Regions from separate parts of the Homo sapiens genome. Here region 1 is linked to region 2. Evidence: read pairs that join two places in POLR2A ChIA-PET (ENCODE). Cell type or tissue: PC-9. All regions are shown on one strand. Each heading gives the region's core, and the rest is flanking DNA. Links, peaks and the distances in the headings are about the cores only. Region 1 has its middle 24 kb from the start of LINC01625. Region 2 has its middle 94 kb from the start of LINC01625.

What was found. ChIA-PET counts read pairs that join two places held together with the same protein. Peaks named below come from ENCODE experiments on the same cell type or tissue, not always from the same donor. Only the 100,000 strongest peaks of a DNase experiment are listed, where the experiment ranks them.
Region 1: POLR2A ChIA-PET joins it to region 2 with 5 read pairs; 3 of 35 experiments call an interaction of 5 or more read pairs at or near these places.

Annotation. Positions count from the first base shown.
Region 1 is chr6:139,496,266-139,501,647 of GRCh38, forward strand. No RefSeq gene overlaps it. Among named protein-coding and RNA genes, the nearest start is that of LINC01625, 24 kb to the left of the region's middle. In PC-9, for the core only: no CTCF peak of the experiment used is centred there; no DNase peak of the experiment used is centred there.
Region 2 is chr6:139,566,288-139,571,669 of GRCh38, forward strand. No RefSeq gene overlaps it. Among named protein-coding and RNA genes, the nearest start is that of LINC01625, 94 kb to the left of the region's middle. In PC-9, for the core only: no CTCF peak of the experiment used is centred there; DNase peaks (open chromatin) are centred at 2,714 and 3,524; H3K27ac peaks cover 2,019 bases.

The DNA.
Region 1 (5,382 bases), core at 81-5,080, 70 kb before region 2:
AGACAGTGTCTTGCTTTTTTGTCCAGGCTGGAGTGCAGTGGCACAATCTAGGCTCCCTGCAAACTCCACCTCCAGGGTTCAAGCGATTCTCCTGCCTCAGCCTCCCAAGTAGGGGATTACAGGTGTGTGCCACCGTGCCTGGCTAATTTTTGTATTTTTAGTAAAGATGTGGTTTCACCATGTTGGCCAGGCTAGTCTCAAATTCCTGACCTCAGGTGATCTGCCTGCTTTGGCCTCCCAAAGTGCTGGGATTACAGGCCCGAGCCACCGTGCCTTGCCAGGCCTCCTATTTATATGAGGCAATGAAGATCAGGAACAGCATCTAGCTTCAAGGAATGGATCTGGAAGGAATGAGGAGAGACCTGAGTGGGGAACAGATTTGGGATCTTGCTGTTTGGAAATACTGGAGAGAGGCAGAGAGAGCAGTGGTGCTGAGAGCCTGCAGCCAGGGCTCCCAGTGGCTCTGAGGCCAACAGGCCACCCTTAATAACCAGAACTGACATCCACAGGCATCAGGCATGGGTGGGAGCCTGCGTTCTGAACCTGTTGGCTCCATGTTACCCAATTTTGAGTCAATAATCAAAGTCCCTGAGTTTACCAGCTGTTTAGCTCTGTCATACTTGGAAGTTGAAAGTAATTTGCAACATGTGCACTAAAGCTCTGCAGCATACTCACAATGGCTAGACCCATGGGCATCTCCCAGATGGTCCTTTACTGACAAGTAAGCCCAGAACTGGGAGTAGAGATGTGAGCTGGACATGACTGGTACTCTGCCCAGAGCTCTTCAGAACCCATTTGATGGTCTGTATGCTCCTCAACTGGCTTCTGGGTTTCTTTGCTTTGACAAGCCTGCACCTGACACTTTTCAGAGGTCAGCCCTGGAATTATCCCAGCCATTTTGGCCAGAAAGGCAAAGACCTGGAAGTGCCTGAGAACGTAGATCTCTCACAGGAAGCCCTGAGCCTGTGACAGTCTTATCTAGGAGCAGAAAAGCCCAGCTTTCTTGCCTCCATTTGAAACAAACACAGGCAAAATATATACTCCAGAAGTTCTGAAGGATCCAGTCGAAGCTATCCCTTGAGACTTTGCCTGAAATTGCAATCCTTGTCTGGCTATATTTTTCTTCTTCTCCTTCTTTCCTGTTCTCATTTCTTCCATTCCCTTCCTCGCTTCTCTTGGGAGAATTTCTTCATAAGCCACTTGCACATGAACTCTTATCTCAGGGTACCATTCTGGGAAACCAGAGTAAGATAAGGGGCCACAGTGAATATTCAAATAGCAGTTTTAGGGCAGGATTCCCTGGCCCCACCCTTCATGGTCTAGGCTTCAGAACTTGCCTCTGACCTTGATCTCCCATAGTCTCCATGGTCTTCCTACCTCTCTTGGCTGGGACCACAGATCCCTCAGAATTAGGGCCCTGCTGGTATGATAGAGCGCAAATATCCTTTCTTATTCTTGCCAAACCTCTTTTCTTTCCTTTCTTCTTTCTTTTTTTTTTCTTTTTTTTTTATTTGAGACAGGGTCTTGCTTTGTCACCCAGGCTGCAGTGCAGTGGCACGATTTTGGCTTACTGCAATCTCCGCCCCCTGGTCTCAAGTGATTCTCCCACCTCAGCCTCCCGAGTAGCTGGGACCACGGACGTGCACCACTATGCCCGGCCAATTTTTTATTTTTATTTTTTGTATTTTTAGTATAGACGGAGTCTCACCATTTGCCCAGGCTGGTCTTGAGCTCCTGAGCTCAAGCAATCTGCCCGCTTCAGCCTCCCAAAGTGCTGGGATTACAGTTGTGAGCCACGGCACCCAGCCTCAAACCTTGTTTCTGAAATTGAAATCTTCCCTTCCATTCCCCAGCTTCTTAAAAAAAAATTCTTCTATGGATGGACAGAGTTCCAGGAAACACTTCTTCTGCTCCCTGGCTGGTTCCCACACATTTGATCATTGCCTGGAGTCACTGTGGCTGAGATCTGCCTATTGGTTTACTCCTACAACTGCTGATGATTTCCAGAATTATGCTAGAGTTGATTAAATCCTGGACTTACTGCTCATTGGTCATTGCTGGGCCAGCCTCAGAGGATGGATCTTTCTGCCCCACTTGGCATCCTCTACCTCCCAGCTAGCTCTGTAGTTGAAGTCCCAACATGGTTCCTGATTAGTAAACTTGTGAGAACAGTGGCTGTATCTACGTTATTAAATTGTTCTCATCTATTGCAGAGCCAAGTTTAGTGAATATGTGTTGAATGAATCAATAAATCCATGAGTATTCACCTAAGTTATTATATATGATTCTGTTAACAGCACAATCCTTTTTCTTGGCATATCCTAAATTTTGCTGCTGATATTTAAAATTTAAGATGTGCCTAACAGGGTGGATGAAGTGGCTTTGGCAGAGAGTACTGAAAACTGATGCACACGTACATGTATACCCACTATCCTCCAGGCAGCGAAGTGCAGGATGATAGTTTCTAGGCCAAACAAATTAGATCATATCCCAGCTCCATCACTTACTAACAACAAGCCCTAATAGCTAAATTGTGTCACTAATTCATTGTTTAATCCTCACTACAATCCTGTGAAGTAGCAAATATTATTGTCACCCCATTTTAGAGATAAGGAAATTGAGACTAATTGGCCCAGTAGCCACTGGCAGAACTGAGATTTGAAACCAGGAGACCTGACACCAGAGGATACATGCTGAATCTCTGCAACGCCTGCTGTGTGAGGATGTGACTGTGAGAATTAAATGAGAGAATGGAAGTGCCCCATGGTAGGGGCTCAAGCAAAGTAGGAGGCACTTGCCGAAGCTGACTTTTGTCTGACTTTTTCTCCAAAGCTGACTTCATTTTATTTTTTCAACTAATCTTTGATTTCAGAAAAATTCAAACTTCTAATTATTTTCCAAGGAGATTAATGTAAGGCATAGCCCTGTACCCTTCACCAGTTACTTTCCCAATTATCAACTTGTACATTCTTGCTCCATCTATACCCCATTATTTTGCAGTAAATCCACGGCATCATATTATTTCATCCATAAATATTTCAAAGGATATCTCTAAAAGATAAGAGCTCTTTTTAAGAACACAAATACCATTATCTGTCTAAAAATGACTAAAAATAATTCCTTAACATCATGAATATCCCAGCCATGTTTACATTTTCCACTCGTTTCTCTCATACTTTTTTCCTCCATAAGTTTATTTACATGAATGAAGATTATAAATAAGGTCTATAAATCACAACGTCTTCTAAGTTTCTTTTAAGATAATAGTTGTCCTTCTCCACATTTTTCCTCTAGTAATTTAACTGGGCAAGAACTAGGTTGTTTGGCCTGTAGGTCTCCCAGGAACCTCTTCCCAAATGTGAATGACTGCATCCCCATGGTGATGTTTACCATATTGCTCTGTCCGCTCCCCACCCCCGCCGCCTCCCACTCCCCATCCCCCACCTCCCACCTCCCTGTTTCCTCTATATTGACAGTCAAATGTAGAAACTTGGTAAGATCAGAGTTTTGTTGTTGTTGTTTGTTTGATTTGGCAAGACTACGTCATGGGTGGTACTGTCTACTTCCATCAGGTGGTAAGTATATTTTGGTGTTTCTCTCTTTAGCATGCTGGTTGGCAGTTATGTCTAGATCCATTAATCCATTAGGAGTTACAAATGGTGCTACTCAACTTCTACTCCATTTATTGTACAGAAAATGTCTATATAAAGAAAATTCCTTAGTGAACTGTTTGGTTACCCTGCGTTACAGTTCTTTTAGGGAAGGGAGAATAAATGCTTGATGCCTTCCTTTTACCAGTTTTAAAATAATGTATTGGTTCCCTATCAACTTATGGATTCAATCTGATCTTTTTCCATCACTTTCATTTTAAATGAAACAATTCAAATCTGTAGAAAAGTTGACAGAGTATGCCCCTTACTTTAATGCTTCAGTTGTTAACAGTTTGCCACATCTGCTATATCTATCTATCTATGTGCACCACCTGAAAGTAAGTTGCAGACATTATGGCAGTTTATTCCTAAATACTTTGGCATATATTTCCTAAGGAAAAGCACATGTCTACCTGACCACAATTCTATTAGCATAGGAATGAAATTTAACATAAATAAACTAATAGTATTTAATAATTAATCCATATTCAAATTGCATCTTGTTCCAATATAATGTCTTTTTAAATTGTGATTTTTTTAACTCAGCGAAGGCTTATGCATACTATTTAGTCATGTCTCTTTTTAAAATTCTTGTGATTATCTCATCTTGCTGGGATAGCGACTGAAATTTGCCTGACCCGGAGCCCCTTATCCTGCTTCCTGGGGGATGGTGCATGTATATTACAGAAGTGATGCAGTTTACTTCTTATTATGGCATATCTTGTCACTTACTCCAATATTGGTGATGCAAAGCTTGACTTTTTGGTTAAGTTGAAGTCTGCCAGATGTTACAACAGTAAGGGGGACTCTTCCCTTTTATAATTAATAAGCAATATACGGGGTAGTATTTTGAGATTGTTTGGGCCTATCACCCCCCAAAAGGTTTTAGCATCCACTTCTGATCTTGCCTGCATCAATTATTACATTGGTGGTTGCAAAATGAGATTTTCTAATATTAACATATTGTCTATAGTTGATATTCTTCTGTGAATAAGAACTTTAATCCTCCATTTTTTGAATAACTGTGAACTCATGTATTCTTTTGGATTCAATGTATTATAATTTATTATCATTGTTATTCTTTTTCATATTATTCTAATTTGGCCAATAGAGCTCCTTCGAGATGGTTCCTGTAGTTCTTTTAGTATACTCTCATTGGTCTTTGAGCACTTTCTTGCTTTCTGGCACAGCTAGATATTCTGACTCACCTTGTCCCTTAACCCTTGAGTCAGCAGCTTCCCAAGGACACCTGGCTACTTTTTGTAAACAATGGTATTTAGTAACCATGATCTGAATACTAAGTGTGCTATGGCCACTGAGGTGTCATTACTTTAGGCCTTTTCAGTGAGGAAAGCTAGGAGATCTCTTTTTTCCTTTTTGTTAAATCAGGAGTTCATACTCAGCAATTACAGGGTTCCTTGTCTTCCCCTATTCCCTAGTTATAGCTTCCTCCTCTTACAGTGAGAACCTTGGTTCTCAACAATGTGAATACATTTGCTTATTTGCTGTATTCCGTAATCTACACAAAATTGTTTTAGAGTGATTACATCAGTACTTCTCCCAACAACAAAACCATAGTAAAGTTAAAAAATTGCAGCCAGGTGCAGTGGCTCACACCTGTAATCCCAGCACTTTGGGAGGCTGAGGTGGGCGGATCACGAGGTCAGGAGATCAAGACCATCCTGGCTAACACAATGAAAACCCGTCTCTACTAAAAAATACAAAAAATTAG
Region 2 (5,382 bases), core at 332-5,331:
CCATTCTCCTGCCTCAGCCTCCTGAGTAGCTGGGACTACTGGCGCCCGCCACCATGCCCGGCTAATTTTTTGTATTTTTAGTAGAGACGGGGTTTCACCGTGTTAGCCAAGATGGTCTCGATCTCCTGACCTCGTGATCCACGCGCCTCGGCCTCCTAAAGTGCTGGGATTACAAGCGTGAGCCACCGAGCCCGGCCAATTTTTTGTATTTTTAAGTAGAGACAGCGTTTCGCCGTGTTAGCCAGGATGGTCTCAATCTCCTGACCTCGTGATCCACCCGCCTCGGCCTCCCAAAGTGCTGGGATTACAGGCATGAGCCACTGAGCCCGGCCCCCTCCACACTTTTTAAGTAGAGGAGTCTCTCTCCATGGCCACCGCTACCCCTAGCCTGTGGCAAGTATTCCCTGGCTACCACCCATGTTCACTCAAGGGTCAAGGCCTCTTCAGTGAGCTTGTGAATCCTGCCAGTCCTGAGTCTCTGCCTTTAGTGTAGTGGGCTCCCTTCTGGCCCAGGGAAGGTCCAGAAATGCCCTCCAGGAGCCAAAGCCTGGAATTGAGGACTCCAGGAGCCCACTTGGTGCACTGTCCTACTGTGGCCACGCTAGTACCTAAGCTGCAAGATGAAGTTCATTTTACTCTTCCTTTTCCTTCCCTCCAGAAGAATTCTCTCCCTATAGCTACCACAGCTGGAAATGGTTCTGGCCCAACATGTGTTTAGAAATGTCATCCAGGGGCTAGTGCCTGGAATGAGGGTCTCAGGACCCTGTCTGCTATCCTATTGTACTGTCACTGAGCTGGTACCCGAGCTGAAAGACCAAGTCTCCTTTACTCTTATTTCAAACTGAGGGAAGGAGTCTCTTTCAGAGCTGCAAGCTGCACTGCCTATGGTTGGGGGAGAGGTGGTGCAAACACTCCCTTCCCACTCCCAGCTGGTGTCTCACTAGGTCATGTGCCCCCCAAGTCCACTGGCTATGAGCCCAGAAGAGCACCAGGACTTGCCCAGGAATTGCTGTCTTTGTGGCCTAGAGTACCTTTCAAGTTTATTTAGATCCCCAGAGCACTTTAGCCTGCAGTGAGTGGGGGGTCTGCCGGAACTCAGATTCCAACTGCTATGATGAATGATTTGCCTGTGGCTCGGGCTGGTCTAAACACTCCCTCCATGGTCACGGGCTGAGTTCTGCCCTGTGTTGTTTTCCACTGCAACAAGCCAGCACTGAGTTCCAACGCAAAGTCCCACAATCACTGTGCTCTTCCTTCCCCAAGCACACAGATGCTGTCTGTGTGCCATGCAGCCACTGCCAGGGGATGGAGGAAGGGTGGTGTCAACAGTTCTGGACTGTCTTTCCTACTCTCTTCTGTGCCTCTTTCCTTAATATGATGTTAAAACCCAGTACTGTGATTGCTTACCTGAGTTTTGGTTCTTTTTGTTTGTTTGTTTAGATGGAGTCTCGCTCTGTTGCCCAGGCTGGAGTGCAGTGGTGCGATCTTGGCTCACTGCAAGCTCCGCCTCCCAGGTTCACTCCATTCTCCTGCCTCAGCCTCCCGAGTAGCTGGGACCACAGGCACCCGCCACGACGCCCGGCTAATTTTTTGTATTTTTAGTAGAGATGGGGTTTCACCGTGTTAGGATGGTCTCGATCTCCTGACCTCGTGATCCACCCGCCTCGGCCTCCCAAAGTGCTGGGATTACAAGCGTGAGCCACTGCGCCCGGCCGAGTTTTGGTTCTAAGGAAAGCGCTTTTTTGTTTGGATAGCTGTGCAGTTTGATGTTCCTGTAAGGAAGAGGGACAATGAGCACTGGAGACTTCCATTCTGTCATCTTGCTCCCAGGCAGGTTTATGATCCAGTCAGAGCAAGGCTCTATCTCCTCCTTTTCATGCTTGATCTCTTCATCCTTTTTTGGTTTGGCTGGATCTGACTGTACTTGTATTTTAATACAGAATATCATAGGGGTATAAATAACAAATGAATAACAAAAAATAACAAAATTTGGGTTTATTGAAAATGTTAAAGACCACAAAAAGTCATTTTCATCTGTGTTTGAAAGTAGAACAAGGAAGTGATTCCAAACTGCTTGGGGCAGATGGTGTAATAATAACAGATAACAGAACTGGTAAATTCATATTCTGTTTTCACGTTCAGCAGCAAGGAAAGTGGTCTGCTGGCTGGAAGGAAAAGAAAATTATGCCTTGAATTAATTTTGGGGGGTGCTTTGGGTTTGGGGGACTTTTTTTTTTCACTTCGTCTCATTTATTTTTGCCCTGTGAGGTAGTCACAGTAGTTATCCTACTTTACTGGGGTGGAAATTGTGACTTAGCATTAAATGACTTGTCCACATTCACAAACAATGTAAAGAGGGAGTTGACTGCAAGTCTACATAGATAAGTGGACAGTAAGACAAAGCCTGGTCACTTTAAATGAGAACACAGGACAGGCGCAAGTTATGCCAGGCTGCTGAGAAAACTGGAATGTTGGGCAAATAGTAGATACTCAGAATATTCATTTTGAATGAGTGAATATGAACTGAGGATTAATATCAGTAACTACTGAGATCTTTCAGAGACCAAGAGATGAATGAATAAGGGAAATGTCAATTAATTTTTCACAAAAAGGAAGCAGATTCCATAATTCACAAACAGATCAGCTATTCTCAGATGGTGAACCTAGAAAAAGTCAAGAATGGATTTTTAAGCTAATGGTTCATGACTGTTAACAAAGGAATGTGGTGGTTACTGGGAGTGAACATAGGTTCACAGGGAATGTCATGTTATGCTAGCTTAATTTATTTTATTGTTTTTGAAATAGAGCTACTTCATAAGATCAGAGGATTGACTAGGATGACTTAATTTTCATAATATCATAAAAATTGCAACCACTGTTGAACGTTTACTCTATGCTAGGCTCTGCTTTATTTACCCCTCACAATAGTTCCAGTAGGTAAGTACTTTGTTTATCTCCCTTTTTAAAGATAAGAAACAGAGAATCAGTAAGATCAAGTAATTTACACGAATTACTTGCCAGTGAGTGGCTGAGCCGGAATTGAGGCTAAATTTGTCCGACTCAAAGCAGTTGATGGTAACTACTACACCATATCGTGTTGACACACAGCCAGGCTGATGAGATCTTTGAGGTTAAGGTAAACTGAATATACCAATAGGGTCATAATACCTTTAGATAGATTCACAACAGGTTGTAAACAAACCTAAAGCACATTGATTAATATTTTGGTCTTAATTTGCCTGGCATTTGAATTAATGAGTTGGCTAAAGACATAGAAAACACACTTGTCACTTTTACAGTTGACAAAAATCAAGAAGAAAAGCCAATCCTATCAATCCTATTAACTAACACTTGCATAGTGTTTCTCATATTAAAGAATAGTTTTGCCTAGATTGTCATGTTTGATTCTCACAACTATACAGAACAGACTTATTGCTAGATCCCAACTCTCCTTTATTTTTACAGTGGGCAGAACTGAGGTTCAGGAAAATCAAGTGACTCAGTCAGAGTCATACGGTGAATAATCTGAGGACTTCTCTTTTCTGTCACAGTGCAATAGATATGGAGTCATGATTTGAAAAAGTATCAAGACATGCAGATGGAAGATCGAAACCAGTAAGATGAAATACGAAGGTGGTGAATGTAAAGTCTAACGCTGAAGTAAAAATATGTTCATTTGAATGTTTAATGGAAGCCAGCATTTCATTATGATTACAAATAATGCTGACTTAATCTTGGGCTGGATTAATGGAAGCATAACATCTACATCACAATAAACAACACTCCCACTGAACATGGAAATGTTCAAAACCTACATGCAACCCATATTCTCTAGGCCTAGCAGTTAGTGAAAACTCGGACTAAGTAGAGAGTACCCAGAGGCAAATAAATATTGCAGGGACTGTGGGGTACATAGAGAGTGAAAGGCAATGAGGAAATAAATAAACATTCAAGTTTTCTTCAAAATTTTAAGAATGATCACACGGAAGAGAAAAAATATTTGTTCTGTGTTGTTCTACGTCCAGTAGGTGTAAGTATCAGATTTTAATTTGAGATAAAAGCCAATTCCAGCAATTGAGCAGCTGCCAATGGAATGAGTCTTGTGAAGTTTTAATACCCTATCATGGGAAAAATTCTCTCAGAGGCTATTTGGTCTTTCTTTCTCTTAGAAGTGAGGTGAAAAGTAAAATTACAATGAGTTATTATGGCTTGTCCAATCTAATATTATGTAGTCGTTTAAAACCTTGCTCCAAGAAGACAAAGATCAGTCTCATTTTGATTTTCACTTAGCTCCAAGCAGGCTGAGTATAGTAGATGCTCAAAAAATATTGAAATAAGTCTTCAAAAGGGAGAGGAAATTACCAAGGGCTGGTAGTGAAATATCTCCCAGCACACATCGTGCCTGGCACAATTAACACTTCCCAGACCCTTTTGCAGCGGGAGGCAGCAATGAGAGGTTCTAGTCTAGAGCATCTGCACTCACTATGCTGTTCGCTCAGACCACGCTTCCACTTGGATTTTCACGAGGTCCAGCCTCTGGCTTTATTCAGGTCTGCTCAAAAGGCATTTCAGAGAGGATCTTAAGTAGCAATCCCTTAAACTCTGTCACTGCTCTGGTACTTTCGGGCATTTTTCACTGCCTCTGAAACACACAGAAATACACACATACATTCAATGTCTCCTGACATTTGAATTTAAGTTTTTTGGCAGCAGGGAATTTCTTTTGTTCCTGCATGTTATGATTTGAATTGCATTCCCCTGAAATTCATAGGTTGAGGTCAAAATCCTCAATACCTTAGAACAGGGGTCCCCAACCCCCAGGTCATGGACCAGTACTAGTCTGTGACCTGTTAGGAACCAGGACGCACAGCAGGAGCTGAGCGGCAGGTGGGCGAATGAGGGAAGTTTCATCTATATTTACAGCCACTCCGCATCACTCACATTATGGCCTGAGCTCCGCCTCCTGTCAGATCAGTGGTGGCATTAGATAGTCATAGGAGCGCGAACCCTACTACGCCTAAGAGGGATCTAGGCCGTGTGTTCCTTATGATAATTTAATGCCTGATGATCTATCACTGTCTCCCATCACCCCTAAAGGGGACCGTTTAGTTTTCCTGCAGGAAAACAAGCTCAGGGCTCCCACTGATTCTGCATTATGGTGAGTTGTATAATTATTTCTTTTCTGCTTTTTTTTTCTTTTTTTTTTTTTAAGACGGAGTTTCACTCTGTCGCCCAGGCTGGAGTGCACTGGCGCGATCTCCGCTCACTGCAAGCTCCGCCTCCCGGGTTCACGCCATTCTCCCGCCTCAGCCTCCCGACTACAGGCACCCGCCACCACGCCCGGCTAATTTTTTTGTATTTTTAGTAGAGACGGGGTTTCAC